Regions from separate parts of the Homo sapiens genome. Here region 1 is linked to region 2. A link is a contact called in ENCODE Hi-C or POLR2A ChIA-PET data. All regions are on one chromosome and are shown on one strand. Each heading gives the region's core, a stretch centred on a gene start or an enhancer-like site at or near the end of the contact. The rest is flanking DNA. Distances are from core to core; before and after follow the strand shown. Region 1 has its middle 34 kb from the start of ENOPH1. Region 2 holds the start of ABRAXAS1 (abraxas 1, BRCA1 A complex subunit).

What was found. A loop is a pair of places that touch in the nucleus more often than their neighbours do. ChIA-PET counts read pairs that join two places held with the same protein, here RNA polymerase II (POLR2A). Pooled maps may share reads with other maps.
Region 1: a pooled map shows a loop between it and region 2 (6-fold over the local background). The contact joins the enhancer-like site here to the promoter of ABRAXAS1 in region 2. A Hi-C loop is called at or near these places in 1 of 37 single-sample maps with no recorded cell type and 8 of 50 pooled maps. POLR2A ChIA-PET finds 5 or more read pairs at or near these places in 2 of 52 experiments (BJ and activated T-cell).

Annotation. Positions count from the first base shown.
Region 1 is chr4:82,461,211-82,468,022 of GRCh38, forward strand. No RefSeq gene overlaps it. Among named protein-coding and RNA genes, the nearest start is that of ENOPH1, 34 kb to the left of the region's middle. Within about 2 kb of position 1,346, at least 3 of the 41 ENCODE cell types and tissues checked have a DNase peak (open chromatin) inside an H3K27ac peak, as active enhancers do.
Region 2 is chr4:83,479,374-83,486,607 of GRCh38, forward strand. It overlaps ABRAXAS1 (abraxas 1, BRCA1 A complex subunit), which reads right to left and starts at 5,727. Exons shown (of 9, transcript NM_139076.3): 1 at 5,613-5,727; 2 at 2,781-2,871. The coding sequence starts at 5,699. RefSeq lists a silencer at 5,453-5,942.

The DNA.
Region 1 (6,812 bases), core at 96-2,595, 1.0 Mb before region 2:
GGTGGCAATTCATGGTTATTATTTGAGTTATGTATACATATAAGGTTACTATTCCATTTGGATAGTAAGCATTCAGGATATGAGTGGAGTTCCTTATATTTTTGAGAATCTTAACTTTGAGGTCTCTAAGGTAATGCTTGAAGGAGGGAGTTACTCTCCTAACTAATCAAGAAAAACTCACGAATCCTGGAGGAGCAATTTTAGAAATGCTTTGAATAAGGAAAAAGAAGTCTTAGAACTATGAGAGGACAGGGGATATAAAAGATTTTATGTTGATAATTTTGATCTAGTAGCCAATTAAGAAATCTAGGGTCTATGAAAATATATGAATAAAAAAGAAAGGAAATGAGTTTAGGTACATCTTAGAAATGGGAATAATTTGTAAATGATGATAAAACCACAAATAGTAATAAAAGGATGAACTTAATACCTTTTTTGGAAAGCTCATAGGCAGATGGCAGAAAGGGGTATATCTTAATGTTATTTAAGGAGTAGTTGGAAAATGAAGAAATGAGAAGATTAGGCACTAGGATCTAGATTAGAAAGGAATTGAATAAAAAGGAAGGCACACAGCATCTAGCCAGCAAAGGATTGAGGTGGAGAGGCATTTTACTACCCATGTACACTGAGTAAGGAGGACAGAAAATCAATAGATTTCAGGAATTAAGAGAAAATTGAAGTATCAGATTTATTTTGCAAAGTAAGGGAAAAACTAGTTGAATGGAATCGTTTTTAGATCCTAGGAAAACCATTCACAAATGATGGAGAAAGGTCGTAGGAAGAATTTGAAAGATAAAGTAGATTGGCAAGAGAGGAAAAATACCTATCTAAGAATGTAAGCAGTGATACACAATGTATACATGTATTGAAACACCACAGTGTACCCCATAAATATGCACAGTTATGCATCATTAAAAAACTTTTTTTAATGTGGATAATGAGCTAGAAGATGAAGTCAGATGAATTCATAGTCCTTATGAGGGGAAGGAAGGCAAAAAACCTCTGGAACTTCCAAAAAGAGGACAAAGGCCTCAGCCTCTTGTTTGCAGAGAATATGGAGGACAAAAGCGTCTTAAAGTTGTGGCTCTTTTTATTCCTGTTTATTAATCCAGATGTACCTCTGTTGTTCTCTTTCCTACAGTGGCGCTGATTTCTAATCTTGGGTCAAAGCCCAGGTTGGTTTTTTAGAAGAGAAGCCCTTAACAGAAGATTCTCTAATCTTATCAACATTTCTGGAGTAGCAGGACTTCTTTTTGGTCTGGAAAGCGGGTTTTAGTTGCTACGCAGAATGTCAAATGTGTAGTTGCACAAGGAAAGGTTGAAAGCCACTGGCTTATTGCCAGGGCAGATGCACGGCAGCCTTTCCCCAGCAGATGGTGCTGTTTCTCCAGACTTGATATGAAGTGTGAGGCTCCACCCCTCCTCCCCCCCTCCCCCAACCCCCGCCCCGTCGCCCGCCAAATACAGCAGATGGAGCTAAGAGAGAGAAAACTATATTTTGTTTATCCTTACAAGCCAAAAGCTTGATGTTGCAAGAGTTGGAGTAGTTTGGAAAAAATGGCAGTAATCCTGAATGAAATCCAACTATCTAATATTCCTTTTCCTCAATAAAAAATTAGTGATTTTTAGCCCCTTTTTCCAGCGGCAGTGTTAAAAAGGGATTGTTTTCAGGGCTTTTTTTATTCCCACGAGTACAAAGTTGAGTATAATATATTCCAAAAGTTTGTTAACCTACCACCTGTGCCCAGATGGCAAAGTGATATTATCCTCAACCTAATATTTAAGAATAACGTGGAGTTTTTACTAAAACACTTGGAGTAACTGACAGAAGTAAAATTTCTACCTTACAAATTCAACCCAAATTTATTCCTTAAATATTTATTAAGCATTTACCTTGCATCCCAGATCTGCTATGAGGGGACAAAGTTCCTCTCTACTCCCATTGTGCATACATTTTTCGAGAAGAGAAACAATGGTGACTAAGACAAGAAAAAATTAGATACTAGTAAGCGCTCTGCAGAGAACACAGGGTAGAATAACTTTACAGGAGGGGTGATGAGAAGGTGACATCTAATCTAAATGACATGGAAGACATGTAGGAAACTAGGAGAACTGGTGTTCCATGCAGATGGAACAGCATAGCACAGATCTAGGGCAAAGCTTGGCCTTTTTCAGGAATTGAGAGCCCAGTGGCTGGATACCATCAGAGAAGTGGGCTGAAGCCAGATGATAGTGCTTTGTACTCCAGTAAGAAGTTTGAATTGTATTCTAAGTATGGTAAAAAGCCCCTGGAGGACTTTGAGCAGAAGATAACCTGAGTGGTTTACATATTTAAGGAATTCTGTATGGAATGGAGAATGGTTTATAAGTGGGCATGACTGCATGCAGGAAGGTGAGTTAAGTATATCAGGGTTGAGTGCTGCAGGCAAAAATCACAAGGAGTTAGGTGTATACAACATCAGTGGAAGAACTGGGAGAAGAGTCAGGGCAACTACCACTGGACTGTGGAGTTAGAGGACACCTCACAGTGGTTAGCTCAGGAAGCCTGCTACCATTGCCACTGTAGCTCATGCCCACGACGCTGGCCAGACTCTGGAATGCCAGGCCCCATTGCTGCAACCTCTCCAAACAGAACACTTCCATCTCTTCTCCAATTAGGGGGTAAAATTGGCACTTGAGAGAGTCAATCTACTGGGTCTGAGAAGGCTGTTGTAGTAATGAAGGTAAGGGATGGTGGTGGCTTGCCTTAGGGTGGTAAAAGCAGAAATAGAAGTGGAAAGATTCAGAATAGGTTTTAGACATGACAGTGACCACTTATTGATTGATTGGATTTGAAAGGGTAACTCTTACATTTTTAGCTTAAGCAACTGGATAGATGATACTACTGGAAAAATAGCAGTGCTGCTGATAATAATGTAAAGCCAATGTAGATCCTGATGTCAACATGACCGAAGAGCAGTTGGATATAAGTCTAGAGTTCAGAATGCTGGCCTGGCTGGAGATCAGATTTGAGAGTTCACTGGCATAGAGATGCTATTAAAAGCCATGGGATGGGGTTGCTTAGGAAGAGTCTGTTGATAGAGAAGAGAGCCTAAACAGCCCGTAGGCTCCAACACTAGAGGTCAAGCCAAGCAAAGAAACCAGCAAAGGAGATGGGAAAGTATTGGGCACTGAGGAAGGAAAACCAGGAGAGTGGCAGGGGAGCCCATTAAAGAAGGAACTATTCAAATTTATCAATTGCTGCTAAGAATTCAGTTGAGAATAGCAGTGGCCCTGCAGTCTAAGTGGAGTGGTGGGAACAGAAGTAAGATTAAGTTGAGGAGGTCAGGAGGGCCTATGAGGTCTAGCTAAAGATTTATCCATTTTGTTGATCTTTTTAAAGAAGAACATTTGGTTTTGTTGATTCTCTATTTTGTTTATTTCCACTCTAATCGTATTTCCTTCTGCTTGCTTTGGGTTTAATTTGCATTTCTTTTTCTAGTTCCTTAATGTGGAAACTTATGTAATTGCTTTGTGAGTTTTTTTTTTCTTTTTTTTTTTGAGATGGAGTCTCGCTCTGTTGCCCAGGCTGGAGTGCAGTAGTGCAATCTCAGCTCACTGCAACCTCCGCCTCCTGGGTTCAAGCGATTCTCCTGCCTCAGCCTCCCAAGTAGCTGGAACTACAGGCACCTGTCACCACGCCTGGCTAGTTTTTGTATTTTTAGTAGAGACAGGGTTTTGCCATATTGGCCAGGCTGGTCTTGAACTCCTCACCTCAGGTGATCAGCTCGCCTCGGCCTCCCAAAGTGCTGGGATTCCAGGCGTGAGCGACTGTGTCCGGCCATTTTCTTTTTTTTTTTTTTTAATGTAGGCATTTACAGCTCTGAGTTTCCCTCCGAGCATTATTTTCACTGTATCCCATAGGTTGAGGTATGTTGTGTTTTTGTTTTCATGTGTCTCAATATATTTTCTAATTTCCTTTGTGATTTCTTCCTTCACCCATTGGTTGTTTAAGTGTTTAATTTCCACATATTGTGAATTTTCCAAATGTCCTTCTGTTACTGATTTCTAATATCATTCCCCTATACTTAGAGAACATACTTTGTATGATTTTGATCTTTTAAAATTTAACAAGACTTTTCATGGCCTAACTTATAGTCTATCCTGGAGAATATTCTTTGTGCACTGGAGAAGAATTTAAATTCTGCTGTTATTGGGTGGAGTGTTCTGCGTGTATGTCTATTAGGTCTAGTTGGTTTGTAGTGTTGTTTGAATCTTCTGTTTCCTTGTTTACATTCTGTCCAGTTGCTCTATTATTGAATGTGAAGTATTGAATGCTCCCTCTCTTTTGTTAAATTGTCTATTCTTTTCTTCAATTCTCTTTAGCTTCATCTATTTTGCTGCCCTGTTGTAAGGTGTGTATATGTTTATAATTGTTATAGCTTCTTGCTAGCTTCTTTAACATTATAATGTCCTTCTTTGTCTCTTGTAACAGTTTTTGTCTTAAAGTCTATTTTGTCTGGTATTACTGTAGCCACTTCACCCTCTATTTACATGGAATATCTTTTTTTTTTTTTTTTGAGTCAGGGTGTCACTCCGGGGCCCCAGGCTGGAGTGCAGTGGCAAGATCATAGCTTACTGCCTCAATCTCCCAGGCTCAAGCGATCCTCCCACCTTAGCCTCCTGAGTAGCTGGGACCACAGGTGTGCGACCTCACACCTAGCTAATTTTTGTATTTTTGTAGAGATGAGGTCTCACTCTATTGCCCAGGCTGGTCTCAAACTCCTGGGCTCAAGCTATCTGCCTGCCTTGGTCTCCCAAAGTGTTAGGATTACAGCCCGGCCGAATTTCTTTTACCATCCTCTTTCTATTTATTTCTGTCCTGAATCCAAAATGTGTCTTTTATAGGTAGTATGTAATGGATTATGTTTTCAATTCATTATGCCAGCCTCTGCCTTTTAATTGAAGAGTTTAAGCCATTGACATATAATTACTGACAAGCACTTAATTCTGCCATTTTGCTATTTGATTTCTATATATATATATATGTATTTTTTTTTTTTTTTTTTTTTTTTTTTTTTTTGAGACGGAGTCTCGCTCTGTCACCCAGGCTGGAGCGCAGTGGTGCAATCTCAGCTCACTGCAACCTCCACCTCCCAGGTTCAGGCGATTCTCGTGCTTCAACCTCACGAGTAGCTAGGGCTACAGGTGTGCACCACCACACCTGACTAATTTTTGTAATTTTAGTGGAGATGGGGTTTTGCCATGTTGGCCAGGCTGGTCTCGAACTCCTGACCTCAGGTAATCTGCCTGCCTTGGCCTCCCGAAGTGCTGGGATTACAGGCGTGAGCTACCATGCCCAGCATTGTCATCTCTTTTAATATATATTTTTGAATTTTTTTTTAGTGATTTCCCCTGAGGGTACAATTAACATATATTTATAACATTCTAGTTCTGATTAATACCACCTTAGTTTTTGTTTGTTTGTTTTAAGATGGAGTCTCACTCTGTCCCCCAGGCTGGAGCACAGTGGCATGATCTCAGCTCACTGCAGCCTCCCCCTCCCGGGTTCAGGCCGTTCTTGTGCCTCAGCCTCCCTAGTAGCTGGGATTACAGGCGGGAGCCACTGTGCCTGGCCACTACCACTTTAGTTTGAATAGTATACAAAACTTTGCTCCACATAACTCCATTCTCCACCATTTAAGTTGTTATTGTCACAAATTACATCTGTATATATTGTGTACCCATCAACATAGATTTATTACTATTGCTTTATGCAGTTGTATTTTAAATCAGATAGGAGAAAAAGGAGTAGCAAACAACAAATACATTTATACTGTCTTTTAATATTTAACTATTGTATTAGTTTCCTAGGGCTGCAAGGTACTGCAAATTGAGTGGCTTAAAGCAAAAGAAACTTAGCCTCCCAAAGTTCTAGATGCTAGAAGTCTGAAATCAAGGTGTTGGCAGAGTTGGTGCCTTATGGAGGCACTAAGCGAGAATCTGTTCCATTCCACCTAGCTTCTGGTGACAGCTGACAAGCCAGGCCATTGCTTGGGTCATAAATGCGTGACTCCAATTTCTACTTCTGTCTTCACATGGCATTTTTTCCTGTGTGTCTATGTCTTCACAAGGCTATTTTATGAGCACACCAGTCATATTAGAGGAAGGGCCTACCCTAAACCAGTATGATCTCAACTAACTACATCTGCAGTGATTCTATTTCCAAATAAGGTTGCACTCTGATGTACTGGGAATTAGGATGCAGCATATCTTTGGGGTGGGGGGGATACATATTTCAACCCATAACACCAAGAATGTCAGAGCTTTTCAAAGCCCTTGTTCACCAAAGCATCACTAGCCTTTTCTGTCAAGCGTTTTGGTTAGACTGCTGTTGGCTCCAGCTGTTTTCCATTGTTCCAGGGTTGTGATTAATACATTTGCCTTTAACTTTTCATCAAAGGACCCTGGTAGCTGCCTCAGAACTGGCAGAGTTCCAAGTTAGGCAAGATAATAGTAAGCCCATTCAGCTAAGGAGCCACCAGATACGTTGCTATGGACTTAATCGTGTTCCCACAAATTCATATATTGAGGCCCTAGCTAAGCCCCAATGTGACTATATTTGGAGATAAGGCCTTTGGGAGGCAATGAAGATTAAATGAGTTAATAAGGGTGGGCCCTAATCCAATGGATTGGTGGCCTTATAAAAGGAGGAGGAGACACCAGAGAACTCTCCACCATGTGAGGACACACTGAGAAGGTGGCATCTACAAGCCAGGAGGAGCCTTCACTAAAAGCCAAATCTGCCAGAACCTTGATCTTGGACTTTGAGC
Region 2 (7,234 bases), core at 4,477-6,976:
AGCCTGGGTGACAGAGTGAGACTCTGTTTCAAAAAAAAAAAAAAAAAAAGAGTATGGGGACCTAGGCACTTTTATATACTGTGGAGAAGCCTAAAATGGCATAAGTTTTCCAAAAGGCAATCAGCTAGTCTACCTCCAGGAGTGTGACTTTCAAATATACACTCAACAGCACAAAGAAATGTACAATACTAAATGTTCATGGTAATACTGTTTATGTTAACAAAAAAACCCAGAAAATCATTCTTAGATGGTTAAAAAAATTATGGTACGTCTATACAACAGGATATATGCAGCCAGCAGAAAGAATGATGGGCCGAGTATGGTGGCTCACCCCTGTAATCCAAACACTTTGTAATGACAGGAGGATTGCTTGAGCCTAGGAGTTTGAGACCAGCCTGGGCAACAAAGTGAGAACCTGTCTCTACAAACAATAAAAAATTAGCCAGGCGTGGTGGTGCATACCTATGGTCCCAGCAATACAGGAGGCTGAGGCAGGAGGATTGCTTAAGCCCAGGAGGTCAAGGCTGCAGTGACCAGTGTTTGTGCCACTACACTCCAGCCTGGCTGAAAGAGCAAGACCTCATCTCAAAAAAAAAAAAAACAAAGAGTGATGAATTATACACACAGATACTATTCTGTACTTGTGATATCTTGGGAGATATTAGGCACATATAGTAAGATCCCATTTGTGTAAATAAAAAGTATACACATTTGGCCGGGCATGGTGGCTCACGCCTGCAATCCCAGCACTTTGGGAGGCCGAGGTGAGAGGATCACTTGAGGTCAGGAGTTCGAGACCAGCCTGGCCAACATGGTGAAACCCCATCTCTACTAAAAATACAAAAAAAATTAGCCGGGCATGGTTGCGTGTGCCTGTAATCCCAGCTACTCCGGAGGCCGAGGCAGGAGAATCGCTTGACCTCGAGAGGCAGAGGTTGCAGTGAGCCGAGATCATGCCACTTCACTCCAGTCTGGGCGACAGAATGAGACTCCATCTCAAAACAAAAACAAAATGTATATATACACATATATATACACACACACATTTACATTTGTGTGTTTTATGAATATTGCAAGCTAGTAAGAATCCATGAAATAGTAGTTGCCACTAAGGAAACTAATGAGAGTTTAAATTTTTTATTTCCTACTTTATATATTTCTATTTTTAAACTTGTAAAGTAGCAAACAAAAATAACATACAGTATGAGTACAAACTGATATAATCTTTCCGGAAAGCAATCTGCTAATGCAGATCAAAAACCTTACAAGTGTTCATACCCTGTGACACAGTAATACCATATCTAGGAATCTATAATAGATAACGCCAAATATTGATATACAAGGATATTCACTGTAGTATACTTTATGATAATGAAAAACTAGAAACAGCTGATTATAACATATTTAAAGGAATGTTTAAATCACAGTAAGGCCACAGGGTAGAACACAATGCAGTTATGAAAAATAGTATTGTAGGCCAGGCATGGTGGCTCACGCCTGTCATCCCAGCACTTTGAAAGACCGAGGCGAGTGGATCACTTGAAGTCAGGAGTTCAAGGCAAGCCTCGCCAACATAATGAAACCCCATCTCTAATAAAAATACAAAAAGTTAGCCGGGCGTGGCAGCACACGTCTGTAATCCCAGCTACTTGGGAGGCTGAAGCAGGAGAATCGCTTGAACCTGGGAGGCGGAGGTTGCAGTGAGCCGGGATTGCGCCACTGCACTCCAGCCTGGGCAACAGAGTGAGACTCTGCCTCAAAAAAAAAAAGAAAAGAAATGAAAAATAATATTGTAGAGGATTATGCAACATTGTAAAGTGATCATGACACAATATGATGCCAAACCTTTTATAAAGTACACTACCAATTTTGTTTAAAAATACATACACATATATAGAGAAAAACTATATTAGACAATCAGAAAACTCCCTATACATTTTATTTCTTTTAACCATTTTTTTCCCTATGCATTTTAAAGGTTCTCCCCTGCTTTTCCCTAAAAGAGAAGCTGCCACCAGTTATAACTGCTTTAGCACCCACTCCTCAAACCCTTTACAGCCTGGTCTCTTCCCCATTACGCTCCAGAAATTACTGAGGATTTTCAGTCATCTAATAATCTAATTACTGCATTTTCTCAGTTCTCATCTTCCAACTTTTCTGCAGCATTTAACATTTTATCTTTTTCCTTGGTCTTCCTATTGCCGGGCCATCTTCCTACTAAACAGCAGGTGTTTCATCCTTGTTTCCCTGGCAGTAATCTTATCTGCTTCCTAAGTCTCATACTATTTCTTACTTTAGACCAGTCCATGGTCATAATTTTAACTGCAAAATGAGTACAACATATCCTTTTAAATTATTTTAAAATTAATATATATTTCTTATTTTTCTTTTTTTGAGACAGAGTCTCGCTTTGTTGCCCAGGCTGTAGTGCAGTGGCACAGTCTCGGCTCACTGCAACTTCTGCCTCTCAGGTTCAAGCAATTCTCGTGCCTCAGCCTCCCAAGTAACTGGGATTACAGACATGCACCACTACACCTGGCTAATTTTTGTATTTTTAGTAGAGATGGGTTTCACCATGTTGGCCAGGCTGGTCTCAAACTCCCAACCTCAGGTAATCCGCCTCGGCCTCCCAAAGTGCTGGGATTACAGGTGTGAGCCACCTTGCCCAGCCTCTGTATTTCCTAATTTAAAAATAATAATTTACGCTGACCCCTTTCAGCATAAACTATCAAATATAGGAGACACAGATGATTCAAATATAGGAGAAATAAATAACTCACCAATTGTATAAACAACTTCAACATCATCCATTTGGGAATCAGTAATGCTGTTCTTGGCTTCACCTTTTACTTCCCCAAGAAGAAAACCTTCCTATGAAGATAAAGAGGCAATATATAGAATACACTGATAGAATTACTGTTCACTTAACTAACCGTATTTCCTGAGTATTTTACTATGTATACAATATGTGCTACCAGTCGGGGGCACATATGAAAGATCTGAGATGCTTCTAGTTTACTTGGGAAAGATGAAGAGTTAAATAAAAATGAGAAGAGGCTAGGCAAGATGGCTCACGCCTGTAATCCTAGCACTGGGAGGCCAAGGTGGGCAGATAGTTTGAACCCAGGAGTTAAAGACTAGCCTGGGCAACAGGGTAAAACTCCGTCTGTACAAAAAATACGAGAAACATTAGTTAGGCATGGTGGCACATGCCTGTAGTCCCAGCTACTTGGGATGACGTGAACCCAGGAGGTTGAGGCTGCAGTGAGCTATGATCACGCCACTGCACTCCAGCCCAGGCGATAGAGTGAGACTCTGCCTCAAAAGAAAAAAAGTAGAAATAAAGAGGAGAGGAAGGGAAAGAGATTAGTCTAGCCTGAAATAATCAGAGTAGCCCTGGGGAGGCTACAGATTAGCCCTGTAGCCCTGGGGAGGCTACAGATTAGACTAAAGCTATGGGCAATATTTGTGTAGGCAGAGCATGAAGCACTGGGCACACTTGGAAGCATATAAGACTTAAAGCCAGAAATGAGCACACACTGAAGAATGAGCAGAGCACTTTGCCTTGGAGCAGAAGGAAATCAAAGATAAATAAGAACGAGCCAATAATGGGACACCCCGAATGACTACTCTGGATTTAACCACATGTGCTTCTGGGAGTTACAGAAAGCTTCTAAGGTACGAAATGACAAGATTAGTGTTTTCTGATTAAAACTCATGCACAATATGAAAGATTTAAATTCAATTTCAGAGTCTGCTTTCTAAAAGGAGTGCTGTGAGCCCGATTCTTTTAAAACTACTTGTATTCTGCCACCCCAGTGGTAATTTATCTGAGTTTTGGGGAATTCAATTTCTCTAGGCACACTTAAAGACCCAATGTGCTTGACAATGAAGATTTTATATCTTTTTTTTTTTTTTTTTTGAGAAGAGGTCTAGCTCTGTCATCACCCAGGCTGGAGTGCAGCGGTGCAATCACTACTCACTGCAGCTTTGACCTCCCAGGCTCAAACAATCCTGCTGCCTCAGCCTTCCAAGTAGCTGGGTCTACAGGCACGTGCCACCACGCCGGGCTAATTTTTAAAATTTTTTTGTAGACATGAGGTCTCCTTATGTTGCCCACGCTGGTCTTGAACTCCTGGGCTCAAATGATCCTCCTGCCTCCGCGTCCCAAAGTGCTGTGATTACAGAAATATTTTATATTCTTTATAATTAATAATGCTTTTTTCCCCTAAAAGTAAAAAAGGATTATTTCCATAATGTGAGTCTTTACTGGAATCACGCGGGGGGATATCCAGAATCTAGTGTTCTTGATTTTGATACTCAAAAGACGAACTCAGGGAAGGGAAGCAGGGGGGCAATGCAAGTGCAACTAGCCAGAAAAACCACCCTTTAAAGACTTCAGGAAAAAGATCTGAGAAACAGGGGCCTCCCTAGCACTCAGGTACTTCCCAAGGGCTAATCGTTTAAGCTACCGAGGATTTACGGTCCCACTCTATCTACACTACAGGTATTCCAAAATAATTTCCACAGCTACACATATATTTTAAATGGTCATATATTTGTTCTTTATTAGGTATTACTTTGTAAGGTTATCTGAAATTGTATACATAAAACATACCAATTCCAACCTTTATTAGGATTGTGCCAAAGAGCAATTTTGTAATGTTTAGATTTTGTAGAGACCGGGTCTCACTACGTTGTCCCCGATGGTCTCGAACTCGTGGGCTCAGGTGATTCACCCGCCTCGGCTTCCCAAAGGGCTGGAATTACAGGCGTGAGCCACCGCGCCCGACCTATATTAAGGCAATTTTGAGTAAAATAGACGTTATATCTTAAAATGAACTTAGCAGAAATTACTAGGCATTGTTCAGCAGGGTATTCTCCGAACTGTACCACACAGCAGGGAAGTGTATTTCAGATGCTTAGACTTTCTTTCTGCAAGTTACTGAAAGTGCTACAGGACATTAACTACTTCCGAGCTCAACGTTTTACAGCGTTTCTTTAATTTCATAGAACTTTTAGAAAATAGGCAACGTACTTTTAAAAACTGTTTTAACAAATTTAATAACGCAAATAAAAAGATATCTGATATACCAGATTAAGCTGTTCCATCCACTAAGATTTGCCACTGGACGCAACATCTATTTTTATTCCCTTACCATCCTACCATCGCAACAAACACGCACAGACGCTGCTCTGCATGAAAAAGTCCGCCTGGTTTTGCAAACGCCTGTCGGGCGTCGCGAGAAACGGAAAGTTTACCGCAGGCTCCGCAGAGCAGCGGAAAGACGCTCCGTGAACTTTCCATCTTTTCACGCCCAAGTTTCCACAGCTACAGGGGCGCCGAGGAAAGATGGGAGCGTGTGGGACACTTGGGTCGGAAAAGGGAAATAACGGAGGATAGCAGAGGGAGGGCTAATGCTGGAGAAGACTTCGTGGGCACGAGGCACCTCAGGGACCGCTGAGGGGGAGAGAAGGCAGAGCCGCGACCGCAGGGAGGAGGCGCGGCGGCGTCGGGGGAGCGGGCGGGGACCGGAGCAACAGCGGGGAGGCAGGCCGCGCGCAGGGCTCTTCCCAGGCGACGCCGGACCCCGCCCCGTCCCTCGGCTCACCGTGTCCGAGTCCGTGTTGAGGTGCTGGAAAGCGAGTGCGCCGAGCACAAAGCCCGAGAGCACCGCCGACGTACTCTCCCCCTCCATGCTACCGCCGCCTCAGGCTACACAAGAGGACGAGGGCGGGGCGCGCGGAGGCAAGACCCTGTGGTGGCAGCGAGGCGGGGCCCAGCGAGGAGGCGGGGCCTGCGCCGGCGCACGGGCTGCTGCGCGCTCCGCAGAGGGGCGGGGCGAGGGGGCTGAGGGCGGGCGCGGGCGGGTCCCCAGCCGCGCGCTCGGCTCCTCCTTCGCTTCTGCTGCCGGCCTCTCCCGGAAGGCCGCTGCATGTCGGTACCACTGCAGAGGGCTGCGAATTGCTTTTGGTGGCCTGCGCCTGCTGAGCGACCTGTCACAAACATGCAAAGCTATCAAAATGAACACGGTTGACAGGGTCATTTTAAGACAAGCAATGATTACAAGAATAAAAGAGTTGAGTAGCAACATTACGATGCCACAGTGGATATGCCACGGTTTTGGTTTTCAAGCTGCATTTTAGCACCCTTCACTCACTGAAACTTACAGAATACTAATAACCATTTGGGGATTGTCTTTGCTAGAACTCTCTAGCCATGTTCTGTGTCTGTGTGTTTGTGTGTGTGCATGTGTGTGTTCCCTTGCTTTTAGAAAACTTCAGCCTAATTTAAACAATACATGGATATTTAATGTTCTGACAGTTTAATGATAGGCATAATCATAGTAAGCTGGTTCATTTAATGTAAATGGTAAGGTGAGTGGACCAGGGCTTGGCAAATGTATTTTACACACACACACACACACACACACACGTAAAGGTATGTTTCTTAAATGACTGAAAGTAAGCATAATAGCAGACTACTGAATTAGTGTGGCACATTTGTGGGTTTTGTTGTCAAGCAGTTGTCTGTGGCTGCGTAACACACAATACATATGTATATAATTAATGATTATATATTTATTCCCTAGAATTAAGTTTCTTGCCTTCATTTTGTAGGGGTGAAGGGAAAGCTCTGCCCTCTGAAGGTTCACTGGAGTGAACTAACAAAAGAAAAGATGAACAGAAGGAAAAGGGATACGAATTTATTTTATTTTTTATTTTTTTGAGACTGAGTCTCGCTTGGTCACCCAGGCCAGAGTGCAGTGGCACCATCTCAGCTCACTGCAGCCTCCACTTCCCGGGTTCAAGCGATTCTTCTGCCTCAGCCTCCTGAGTAGCTGGGATTACAGGCACGTGCCACCAAGCCCGGCTTATTTATTTATTTTTTTTGTATTTTTATTAGAGACAAGGTTTCACCATGTTGGCCAGGCTGGTTTCGAACTCCTGACCTCGGGTGATCTGCCCCCTTCGGCCTCCCAAAGTGCTGGGATTACAGGCGCTCCCGACTGGCATACAAATTTATTAATGTGCCCTGGAGAAAATCACAGTAGAGTGATTACCCAATAATCCAATGAGGTTCAGATGCTTATGTACACTTTTTCATAAGGGAGAGGGAGATGGAGGAATGTAAGTAATTTTGAGGATCACAATTGATTCTTTGGATGAGCTTGAGGGATTGCTTGCAAAGAATTCTTTGTGGAAGTTGGATGAGCCCAAACAGCAGTCAATA